Linked DNA regions of Mus musculus: region 1 is linked to region 2. A link is a contact called in ENCODE Hi-C or POLR2A ChIA-PET data. All regions are on one chromosome and are shown on one strand. The core of a region is the stretch at or near the end of the contact, and the rest is flanking DNA. Distances in the headings are between cores, read along the strand shown.

Region 1 (6,384 bases), core at 1,784-4,283, 37 kb after region 2:
TCCCACAGCAGAACCTGAAGGACAGAAGCTCATAAAGTAACGTTCTGCGACCTGTCCTGACAAGGGTCTCCCAGCTGACCCCCCAACACACCCTTCTAAAGACCCCAGAGCCTGTTCTCGGTCCATTTATCCTGACATTACCTACCTGGCCATTCTTGCAGCCTGAGGCCAGTTTCTTGCCATCTGGGGACCAGGATATGCTAAGGACCCAGTGCCGGTGTCCTAAGAAAGCAGGGGAGGGCGAGAAAGAAGCTCCGTTTCACCTTTATCTCGAGCCTGTGCCCAGCAGGGTATGGGGCACTACAAACCCTCCTTAACCAATGGTCAGAGGAACCGAATCAACGGAGAGGTGAGGGAGAACACAGCCAAAAGCTACAGCTGCAGCTTTCTGCAGATAACACTGCCACTCCCTAGTTAATTCCTCACTTGACAGAAGGTACATCAGCTCTCGGAAGAAAAGCAAGAATTACCCTCAGCTTCCAGATGCAAATATAAATATAAGGAGTATGCCATGTATAGGACTCCTCTACGCAGTCTTCAGACCTAGAACTTCTGAGAAATGTACTCAGGCCCTGCCCTAGATCTGCTGAAACAAAAGCTCTGGGGAGTCTAGGGTGTGGGGAGTGGTTAGGGACCACTTGATTTCAACAAGCTCTCCAGGATTCCGGATGTCTGGGAACCTTTGTGGCAGAGGCTTTTTTGAGACAGGGTTTCTCTGTGTAGCTCTGGCTGTCCTGGAACTCACTTTGTAGACCAGGCTGACCTTGAACTCAGAAATCCGCCAGCCTCTGCCTTCCAAGTGTTAGGATTAAAGGCGTGCGCCACCACCACCCAGCTGGCAGAGCCTTTTCAAGCTGTCCCTACAACCAGTAGTTTAGCTCCTCCCTATACCCCACACTCAGTCCAGTATCTGCTTCGTTCTAAGTGGCTGACTGGCCTCAAGGAGCAGGCAGCTGTGAACAGGGTGCTAATGGGTTGGAGTCTTCTGAGGCCCTACCAGGAGCTACTGAGCTAACCACTTGGCACGCACTAAGCCCCCGTAAGTGGTTAAAGGCACACCGACCTTTGCATGTGAAGTGCGGTGTCTCAGTGCTGAGATCCCAGAAGCGCACAGTGGTGTCTCCGGAACCACTGGCCAGGTACCTGGGGAAGAGAGGCCGCTTGACTGCTGCAGTGGTGGGGCCCACCCTGAGACACTGCGCATGGGTATTCCTGCTGCCTAGCCAACCATCTTCTGGGAACAGACTCTCCATTCCCTGAGGAGAAATAGGACACTAATGCCATCTAGGAAAAGACCCTAGGAGGCCACTTCTCTCTTCTTCCTTCCCAACAGGAACAGCTCACTCACTCCATTCATCCATCCACTTTGTATGTGTTTTTAATGCTTTTAAATCTTTATTCTACATGAACAGGCATCCTGCCTACACATGTATCTGTACACAATGTGCACATTGGATCCCCTGAGATTTGAGTTACAGACAGTTGTGAGCTCTTACGGGGTGCTGGGAATTGAACTCAGGCCCTCTAGGAGAGCAACCAGTGCTCTTAACCCCTGAGCCATCTCTCCAGCCCACCCCGCACCTTTCTTTTTTTTTTTTTTTTAAAAGACAGGGTTTCTCTGGTTAGCCCTGGCTGACCTAGAACTTGTTCTGTAGAAAAGGCTGGCTTAGAATTCACAAAGACCTGCCCGCCTAGTCTCTACCTCCTTGGAAATTTCTAGAAAAAGCTTTTGAAGCTTTTCATATTCTTCTGTTGTTGGAGGTAGAGTCTCTCTATGTAGCCCTTGCTGTTCTGGAACTATTTAGATCAGTCTGGCCTTGAACTCACAGAGATCCGCCTGCCTCTGCTTCCTGAGTGCTGAGATTAAAGGTGTGGACTACCACCACCTGGCTCAACTGTTCTTATTCTTAGAGTCCTACAAGAAAGGATTCATAGGGAAGTAACAGATGCAGAAACCTGACTTCGGAAAGGAGTAGTTCAAACCAAGATAGGCTCTTCTGAGCCAGGTACTATTCTTAGCCTTTGGGGACCAAACCCCAATAAGAAAGTCTGTTACTTGCAACGTGAGTCCAGACCCCAAGTCTATGACAGGCAGGCAGCCTAAGACCCTGTGAATAATAACTCAGGATGGTCCTCTCCACCTGTCAGAGGACACACCTCCACATCCCAAAGATTCTGCCCATGTCCTTACTTTCCTGTGGGGCTGAAGGCCACAGAAATGACAGCTTCGCTGTGACCCTCCAATGAGCTGGTGCACCGCGTCACAGCCCGGACCCTGAAGACAGCTTGGGGCTGGTAGATGATATCGACGATTTTCTCTGTCTCCACAGACTGGGACTCCAGCGTCTTCCCCAGGGAGGACACAATCTCAGCATCGTGGACGTAGAACGCCAGGGGCAGGGGCTCCTCCTGAAGGCAAGAACAGAGTAAAGAGGAACTCTGCTCGGAGGGATGAATGCCTGCCCTCAGCGGGAGTCGGCTCAATCCCAACTACTGCATACCACCATGCGACAAATTTAATCCCGCTGGGCATCTCTGTAAAATGGGGATGCTTATGTTGGGCTGTGACAAGAAGTCACGGAAACACTGCATCCGACGCGTTCAAAACACAGCCTGTCTGTAGGTGAGTCGGCGCGGAGAACATTTTTCCTGGGGCCGATCCACGCCACCGACACTGTCGGTGAGCAGCTGGGTCCCCGGAACACCGTGGCTTCGTTTTGGGGTGCTCACCTGGGCCAGCAGCGCGTTGCACACCAGCTGCAGCTTGTCCGGCGTGATGTCCACTGGCACGTCGAACGGGGAGCCCAGCAGCTGACCGCCCTCATCCTGGAACTGTACGAGCAGCCGCTGCACGTCGCCTGCCGCCGCCTCTTCCTGCAGAATCAAGCCGCGAGACTGTCAGTCCCCCTCCCCTCCCCTCGGGCCTCGGTACCCCACGCGGAGACCCGGCATCCCCGCCCCGTGCGCGTACACCTACCACCACCGCCGCCGCCATCCTGCGTCCCCACGTGGAGGAGAACCGAGGCGGAAAGACGGAGCGTTAAATCCATGTCGCGCCGGGCAACCTCCGGCTACAGCGCCCTCTCGTGTTCGGAGGAGTCAAGCCGCTCTCGGAGGCCGGGATTGCCAATGGTGGCCTCCCTTCGCGCCTTCTTTTCACAGTAGCGATTCTGGCCAATTTTAGTCTCCAAAACTCAGAGAAATTAATTGATTTGCCCGCCTAGCTCACAGAGGCAGGAGATGGTGGAGGATGACACTTCCAGGGTCCAGGCAGCAGGGGTGAAAATACAAACCAGAAAACTATTGGGTTGAGGCAGAAACTTTTATAGGTGGGCTTGTGGGATTTAGTTTGTGTATGTGTGTGTGTGTGTGTGTGTGTGTGTGTGTGTGTGTGTGTGTGTGTGTGTGCGCGCGCGCGCGCGCATGTATGCATGTATGTATTGAGATAGGCTGAGGGTGTGTAGCCTAAGTAGACCTTGAACTCCATGATCCTCTTGTCTGTGCCTCCCAGGATGGGATGCTGGGAATATCGGATGGGCCGCGGTGCCCAGCTGTTTTGGGATTTTTTTTTTCTGAGCTCTTTCAAGGTGTGGCCCTCTCCTGTATCTGCTTTTGCATAGGCAATTTATTCTGTCTGGAACTTTTGTGGACAGATTTGAGTCTCTGCTCTCCTCTTGTACAAGTTCAAAGAATATAGAGCCTATAAGGAACTATTAAATAGGTTGTGGTAGAACATGCCTTTAATCCAGGCTCTTGCGAGACAAAGACAGGCAGATAGATCTCTGAACTTAAAGCCAGCCTGGTCTACAGAGTAAGTTCCAGGACATTGAAGGTCTCCAAAAGAACTCCCTGTCTCAGACAAACAAACAAACAAACAAACAAACGAGACTAATAAAAGTTGAAGAAGGCCAGAGGGACCCGTGTGCTCTTTGGAGGCTTTTCCTCATCTGAGAACAACGACTCCATTTGCTAGGGACGCTGCCTTCTGGCCTTCTTCACATTGTTTATCTCTCGGCTTAAATATACTCATTCCTACATGCATACATTCATTCATCCGACAAAGCGAATTGAGCCTCTATTCTTTGCCAGATAGTGTTCTCAGAACTTTGCATAGATTAGTTCAATTACTTAGGGAAGCCTTTCCCAGGACCCTGTCTTTCTTTTTTTTCTCTTCTTTTTTTTCTTTTTTCCTTTTGGTTTTTCGGGGACCCTGTCTGTCTTGTCCTGTGTTTTCCAAGTTTTCCGGCATTTTCAGTCATTTCCTCATTATCAGTCATGTCCCCCGGTATATAGGGGACACAGAAGAAACGCTTGTGGACTGAATTATGAAATCAGGAATTGAATGTAGGATCCCTTGATCCAAACGCCACAGAACCAAAGCTTCTTTGCTTGCAGTGGGATCCTTTGTCAATACCTCATTGCTTGGACCACAAATGAGGTTCCAGGCTTGGGATCCATCCCATGAAAGCAGAGCATCTGTCTATCCACCCACCCACTTACCCATCACTATCCAGAAGCTGTGTGTTAGGATGGACGTGGCGCACAGCTCTGGTTCCAGCTATAGAGGTGGCCAAGGCAGGAGAATTGCTTAAGTCTAGGAGTTTGAAGCCAGTCTGAAGGCAGCTTCGAAAACAAAGGCGAGAGAATCAAGAAACAAACAAGCTCACGTGTTAGGACTAGGCCTTTCATTGAACAGGGCAGTGGGACCTGTCCAAGGTCACATAGCTGTGAATCCATATTCTAAACTCACAGTCATACTTGCAGAGGCTATTGTGGGTGTCCCTGTGTGTGGCTTTTCTTCAGTATCTTTCAGGTGTGTTTTGAAATATACTGGAAGTATGGGGAGAATAAAAGGGAGGGGAGCAGAGCATAAGAATGAAGATCCATCTATCTATCCCCCCACTCATTCATTCATTCATTCACTCATTCATTCATTCAAAACACCAGGGCACTGTCTGCCAGGCTTTGTACCTGGGATGGTGATAGAAGCTCCCCAAGAGCAATCTTGACCTCCTGGAGCAGACACCGAAGGACAGGAGAGTTCTGACTCTCCATGAGGAAGGCCTTTTAAAGTTGACTGAGGAGAAATAAGCAATGCCAGCTCCCAGAGACACCCATCCACCACGGTGATGGCCACTTCTGTAGAGGGAGCCTCTTCTTGTCTTGGGAGAGATCTGGATCCAAGGAAGGTGGGCTACGGTCCTTGAGCTCAGGGGATTCCAGGTATGACTTAGTCCTTACCCTAGGAGGATGGAATCTAATCCAGAGGAAGAGAGCCGACATCCAAGGGAGTCACAGCCAGATGGGGGACTGGGTGTGTTCATCAACGCAGACAGGGAGGGATGGAACACAAGCATGCTCAAACGGCAACCTGCTCACACACACCCGCTCAGACACGAGTCAGCAAGTCCTGCTGGGCTGTGAACAAGTATGAAGAGAAGCAAGAAGGGATCTTCCTCTGCTCTGCTCTCCCCCTCCCTCCAGAGAGTCCTTTCTGGAAGTCTCCAGAGGGACCTGGGCAGCTGCTGTGTGTCCAAGTCTATCAGCCCCTCAGCTGTCACTCTACTCCCAAAATAGCAGTAGTAGTGGTGATGGGGGGAGGGTTGTTTATCTGGGGACGGAGGTGGGGAAGGGGCATTATAACTTGCCTAGGCAGGGCAAGTCTCCAAGGGATATTCCTGTCTCTTCTGGATCTTTCTCCCACACTTTGAGGTATGAGTCTAAAGTCTTCCAGGACTGCCCCTGAGCGAGGTGTTCGAGGGCCAGAGGCGAGTCACCCCCTTCACGTGGGCATGGATGTCCAGTCCAGGCAGGGGGAGGGCCCTGTATCAATGACAGCTTCCAGGAGCACCTGCCCCTGTGGCCAAATATAGTCTGGAGTCACTGGCTGGGGTGATAAAGTCTGCAGGGTGGGGGCTGGGAGCAGCAGATCAAGCTGTCTGAGGTGGACCGCAGAGCTCAGAGCAGTGCCTAGGAGGAGGCATCGTGCAGAAAGACTGTGAGTAGGCTGGGAGCCTGGGTAAGGAGAAGATGGGAGGACTTTCAGGCCTTCAGGCCTGCTTTGGTTGAAAGAGACAGATAGGGAAGCTTAGGGACTCTGACAACCCTTTCAGTGGGAGTCAAGCCCCAAACAAACACCAATGTCCTTTGGAAGGAGTGGTCAGTGGATTTAGGGGGGCTGGAGTGGATACCTTGCCAGCAGAATTACTATCCTACACTGCGAAGAGGGAAACCTGGGGCCCTAGCTATCAGGCTAAAAGCCTTGTCCTGGGTGTCCAGCAAAAGGCTGACCACACAGGGCTGTTGGTGTCCCCGCAGATGGCAGAGGCTGAAGCGGCACAGCTGAAGGAGGAGGGGAACCGGCATTTTCAGCTCCAGGATTAC
Region 2 (6,085 bases), core at 1,229-3,728:
TCTAGTCTCATCAAACTGAATGATACTCCAACTCTAAACTCTAGAGACAGACTGTGAGGTGCAGCAGTTAATCTTTCTCTCCTCTCCAAACATAAATATATTACCAGCACAAGTTTGGCGATAAAAGTCCCTAACACCCCATTAAAATAACAGCAGTATTAAAGATTCTATGATAGGAATAAAACCCAGTGTACCTAGCTCCCTCCCCAGCATTCCTTAGGTTTATGTAGATGATGTCAGAAAGTAGCAGGTGTGGCTCACACAGTCCAAAGTGGCTGCATTAAACTTCACAAGTCTCCTGTAATTGGAAAGGAAACCATCTTTTTGTTAATGTTGCTATTTGTTAAACATGTCAATGAAAATCCCTTTACCAGGCATTTCTATTACATGTTACTAAGTACTTAGGTCAATGGGCTTGGTGGATAGAAAGTTTGAAAACACTTAAGCCCTGGGCCTGGTGGCGCAGACCTTTTATCCCAGCACTTGGGAGGCAGAGGCAGGTGGATTTCTGAGTTCGAGGCCAGCCTGGTCTACAAAGTGAGTTCCAGGACAGCCAGGGCTACAGAGAAACACTGTCTCGAAAAAAACCTAAAAAGAAGAAAGAAAGAAAGAAAGAAAGAAAGAAAGAAAGAAAGAAAGAACTTAAGCTTTCTGAGAACAGCTTTCTCTTTTTTTGTTTTTATTTTAGCACTTGGTTAAATTGGTCAATTTGATGGATTTACAACCCTGGATCCCAGTGTAAAGAGTCAGGATCACAGCTAATCAATATAAGAACTTTTTTGTTTTTTGGTTGGATTTTCCAAGACAGGGTTTCTCTATAGCCCTGGCTGTCCTGGAACTCACTCTGTAGACCAGGCTGGCCTCAAAATCAGAAATCCGCCTGCCTCTGCCTCCCAAGTGCTGGGATTAAAGACGTGCGCCACCACTGCCCGGCCTAAGAAGTTTTAATGTACTGGGCTCTGTGATTAAACATTAAGGTGAGTGTGTATCCTCTGTTACATGGACATCTTTGAACACCATCAAGTTATTAATTAGCCCTGACACATCAATCTGCTACTGTCCTCCAATAAACCACAACTTTTTAACTGTACTCTGGAGTCCAGAATTAGCAAATATGAAATTTTACAAACAGTTGCTAACATTAGAAAGAATGGGGGGGGGGGGGAGAGGAGGGAAGGATAAGGAAGCTGCCACAAAGGAAATATACGGCCAGTTTTGGTCTTAGAACTCTACAAACTGCCCAGGACATAGTCCCCTTCCATTCCTAGAAAAATGCCACAGTATTCGAACAGCCTTGCCCACATTTCAGTATACTGAACTGTCAAGGCAAGAACCACCATGCAGCTCTCAAAAGTGGCGACAGGAAGTCTCTCGGTTCTCCAAGCCACCAGCCAAAACATACATAAGGAGGTTACTATTTTCTTGGAAGGCCACACGCATCCTGGGGTGTTTGTTCATGCGTCACTCTAGCCTTTAACCAGGGCACAGAGTGTGAGTTGTGGGTAAAACCCCATTTCCGAGCTAAGAATAATCTTCCCCGTGGTGGACTGAGAGGAATGTGGAAATCTTCCTCGATTACACAACAGCACCCCCCCACCCCCATGACAGCTTTAAAAAAAAAAAGAAAAAAGGAAGAAGTACGCTGCTGTTGTTTTTTTCTACCGGTCTTAAATCGGAGCTCAAACAGACGCCAGGAAAGGCTGTGGACTCCCCTGATCTACCCAGACTTCCCCATGCCCGGTCAAATGTCTCCTGGGCAGCCAGCTGGAGAGGGGCCCTACTTCCCTCTGAGTCTCGGCCAGGACCACACAGTGGCGACCTAACACACGTCGGGGACAGAGGTCGACTCCCAAGAGGCAGACAGCAGACTCTGGCAGGGAGGAGGGAGGAGGGGAGAGCAGCATCCCAAACTTCCCATCTAACCTCCAAACTCCGAATCTCCAGGGTCCTCCTGGTAGAGAGCCAGTGCCGCCAAAGCTCTGCCTCTGTAGACGGTTTTCTGTCCTACAGAAATGCATCCTTCCCCAGGACCTACCGGGTTCTTACGACACTTGGGTACAAGTTGAGGACACACGTCCCGGGTTACGGCGCACACAGACGAAATGCTTTGCGGCACTTTCATGGGACAGGTGTGGGGTGACCTGGCGGTGGGGAGTTCCTGGAAAGGGCTGCCCCACTCCCGGAGCGCAGCTGGATCCTCACACCCCCCGGAGCACAGCCTGAAGCACCGGATCCTCCAGCCCAACCCGCCACAGCCACAGCCACCGCCTCCTCACCTGCCGCGGACGCTGCCGGGCCACACCTGGGACGGCAGAGGCCAGATCCCGACCGCGGCCACTCAGGCAGCGGGGCTGCGGGGTCTGCGGCCGCCGCAACTCCACGCCTGAGGGGCGCCCGGGTGCCCGAACCACATCCTCACGGGCGGCCCCAGGAAGTCCACCCCCACTAACCCAGTCCCCCGCGGCTCGGCGTGGGCCCCGCCCGTCCAGCGTGCGGCCCCGCCCTCCCGGCTTGCGGCCCCGCCCTCCACCCCACCCCCGCGGGAGCGCACGCCCCCGCCACCATAGAGAGGAATCGGGCGCGCGGCGGTCTAGAGTGCAAGCCTCCGCGAGCGCCCTCTGTCGGAGCCCGGCTAGGTGTGGAGTCCCCAGTCTAGGCCGAGCCAACCAATCCCTTATGTGGTGATCTTGAGCAAGTCCCTTAAGATCACTAACTAGCTTTATAGTAAAGTTTGAATATTGAACCCTTGATTTCATGTTTCATCGTACCCGACAGATTTCCAGAACCCCAGACTCATCTAATTTATTAAGTTTCTTGGCGATATTAAAAGCCAATTCAGTGGGGCATCATAACCTGTCTTTTCCTCCTTGGATAAGCTACTTTCATGTTAGGAAGGTGGGGACACAGCTGAGAAAGGTTGCAGTACAATAAAAACGACTGCTAAGAAACCACCCAGCCATCGTTCATCACCCGTGCACCTTTTGGCAGGCACTTAACCTTTCCAATATCTTCCCCATCCCAGAAAGGCCGGTTGGGCCCGCACATTAAATGAGATAATGCACAAAGGCCTTAGTAAAGCATAAAACACCAGGGTAGCATAGGGGATCATTAGCCAGTGATCTAAGAAGATGCCTAGTCACGGAAGTCATATAAATGCTAATTCTTCTGGCTGGTGTCTAGTGACATCATTTTCTTATGCTTCAGGTTCCCATCAAAGACCTCTCAGAGTTTTCCTGAGCAATTTGTATTTTGATTTATTCAATATTTTGGTGCTTGGGATTTTTGTACATACTAGACAAGTGCTCTACCACAGTGCTACCCCTTGTATTTTAAAATAAAGACTATCAGAAGGGAACCAGAGCTAAAATATGTGCATCCGTACCAGACTCACTTTATAAGCCCTTTGCTATTTCCAGTTCTCAGAACACCCCAGCACGCTCTGTACTGTTATATGCTTGTTATCAACAAGGATCTACATTTTAAGTAATTTTCGAGCTTCCACACAGAGAAAAGCAGAACTCAGATGCAAAACTCTTTCTTTCTCCAACCTGGAGTGTACAGGGAGCCCCGCCTTCTAAGGACCCCTGGCACCTGAGTTGGATGTTCGCCCCTTGCCCCTTTCTCCTGCCTGCTTATTTCTGCAGCTTCGCTTTGCTGCAGTTCCCTATGAGCTCCGCTTCTCTCCGGACTTTTTCCTCCACAAAGGTGTATATCATTTTCTCCCTTCCCTTTCTGGTTTCCGTTCCTTTGACGCACCAACATTGTCCATCCTCTGATATTTCTGAAATGGGTCTGAGCGCCGTGCTGGAGACACAGGTTCTTCACCACACTGTCCATCTCTGGATATGAATGATAGCCACAGACATGTAATAGGTCCAAAACAGAAGTGAAAGGAGATCCAGACCTGCGATTTTTGTTGTTGTTGTTGTTAACTCACAACCAGAGTGCCCAGTTCTGAAAAGGAAGTGCACTTACCCCCCACCCCACCCCACCCCACCCCCAGTCGGACGATAATCAGGGCCTGAATTCATGGTATCCAACAGAAATCCTTTTTTCAGGGCCCTCTGGTCCATATTGTGGCTAAATCATCCGACTGCTGCTAAATAATGAGCAGCTTACTGGAGCGAGGCCTCGGACCCACACCCCTCCTTTCTCCACCTTAGGCGTTATCACCATCACAATTTTTCATCTTTATCGTGCCCTTCCGCAGAGGCATTCAATAATGTACCCATTGTGCGAGTAATCTGAAATCCTTTTCGGCGAGCAATAGTATTTAGTAGTAATAAAACACTAATTTGTCTACCAAGTGACATATTTATAGGAGCTGTTTCCTTTGACATATTTTTATTATTTCTACTCATTTGCTAAGTACTTTCCAATACATATTTATAAAGCACACGCCTTTCCCCAAACAGCACTGAAAAAATAAATCACATTATTTCTTTTATTAGTAGCAGCAAGGCTTCTAAGTCCTAGTGCCCTGATTTCTGTTACTTCTGGCAGGCGCCAGAAGAACTAATAGTGATGGAGCACCTACTATGTGCTAGTCTCTCTGTGAAAGGCACTTTGCATAAATCACCTACTTAACTCCCCTGAGATACACATTTTACCAATAAGGAAAATGTAACTCTGTATAACATAGATTTTTACCAGTAAAACAAACACATTATCTTGTCCAAGGGGACTCTGGCAGGAAGAGTGCAGCAAGGTACTAAACCTGGGTCTTTCCTTGATTCCAAAGTCCTAAATCACCAACCATGGGCCACTCTAACATCTCAGGATATGACTCTCCATAAAAATCAGCCAGACATCACGGCACACACACACACACACACACACACACACACACACACACACACACACACACACACACACACGTCAATATGTCAAGCTGTTGACAGCTGGTGAGGGCACACACCTTTAATCTCAGTACTTGGGAGTCAAGAATCCTACTCTTTTACAGAGAGATAGATGATAGGTAGATAGATAGATAAATAGAGGCATTAATGGTGAATGTTGTCTGTCTGTATGTGCGGAGCTGGTGTACTAGATATTAAAACCAGGACCTTAGACATGCTAGACAGTGCTTTACTACCTGACTGATACTATACCTTGCTCTTATTCAAAATAAGGGACTGGAAGGATGGCTCAGCTATTAAGTGCATTTGTTGATCTTGCAGAGTATCTGGGTTTAGTTTGCAGCTACTATATAGTGGCTCCCAAATACCTGTAAGTCTAGTTCCAGGAGATCCAATACTTTCCTCTGGCCTCCATAAGCACCAGGTACACACAGGGTGCACATATCTACATGCAGACAAAACATTCATATACATAAAATAAATAAATCTTTTGAAAGATAAAATGAATAAAACAAGCAATGGAGGAAACGAAGCCAGTTGAGTTGACACAGACCTATAATCCAGCAGTCTGGAGGCTGAAGCAGGAGAACTGAAGGTTCAAGATCTCACCAGGTCAGACACCTTTTCTCCAAAAAGTAAAAATAAAAAAATCATATGTGTGTATGTCTTGGTCTCTGTTCTATTGCTGGGAAGAGACACTATGATCAAGGTGACTCTTAGAAGATATTTAATTGGGGCTGGCTTAATGTTTCAGAGGTTTCATGCATTATCATCATGGTGGGGAGCATGGCGGCACACAGGCAGACATGGTGCTAGAGAAATAGGTGAGAGTTCTACATCTGGATCCACAGGCAGTAGGAAGAGAGAGAAACTGGACCTGGCTTGGGCTTTTGAGACTTCAAAGCCTAACCCCAGTGACACACTCCTTCCAACAGTACCACACCTCCTAATCCTTCTCAAGAAGTGCCACTCCCTAATGACTAAACATTCACATAGATAAGCCTATGGGGCCTTTCTTATTCAGACCACCACAATGTGGTGTACAATGCATACACACATACATGTAGTATAAAAATATACATATTCATTTTATTATTTTTCTTTTTTTTTCCTTTTTTTTTTGTTTTTTTTTTTTTGTTTGTTTGTTTTGTTTTTTTAAAGACAGGGTTTCTCTGTGTGGCCCTGGCTGTCCTGGTCACTTTATAGACCAGGCTGGCCTCGAACTC

Evidence for each region. A loop is a pair of places that touch in the nucleus more often than their neighbours do. ChIA-PET counts read pairs that join two places held with the same protein, here RNA polymerase II (POLR2A).
Region 1: a loop to region 2 is called in a map of left cerebral cortex, with 7 times the contacts of the local background. The contact joins the promoter of Nle1 here to the promoter of Rffl in region 2. A Hi-C loop is called at or near these places in 4 of 37 maps with a recorded cell type or tissue (heart and left cerebral cortex). POLR2A ChIA-PET finds 5 or more read pairs at or near these places in 3 of 5 experiments (Patski and embryonic stem cell).

Annotation. Positions count from the first base shown.
Region 1 is chr11:82,905,362-82,911,745 of GRCm38, forward strand. It overlaps Nle1 (notchless homolog 1), which reads right to left and starts at 3,034. Exons shown (of 13, transcript NM_145431.2): 1 at 2,978-3,034; 2 at 2,731-2,874; 3 at 2,192-2,409; 4 at 1,064-1,143; 5 at 146-222; 6 at 1-14. The coding sequence starts at 2,995. It overlaps Unc45b (unc-45 myosin chaperone B), which reads left to right and starts at 5,892. Exons shown (of 20, transcript NM_178680.4): 1 at 5,892-5,998; 2 at 6,319-6,384. The coding sequence starts at 6,319.
Region 2 is chr11:82,868,732-82,874,816 of GRCm38, forward strand. Rffl (ring finger and FYVE like domain containing protein) reads right to left here and starts at 2,479. Exons shown (of 7, transcript NM_001007465.3): 1 at 2,277-2,479. Rad51d (RAD51 paralog D) reads right to left here. Exons shown (of 10, transcript NM_011235.4): 10 at 4,332-6,085.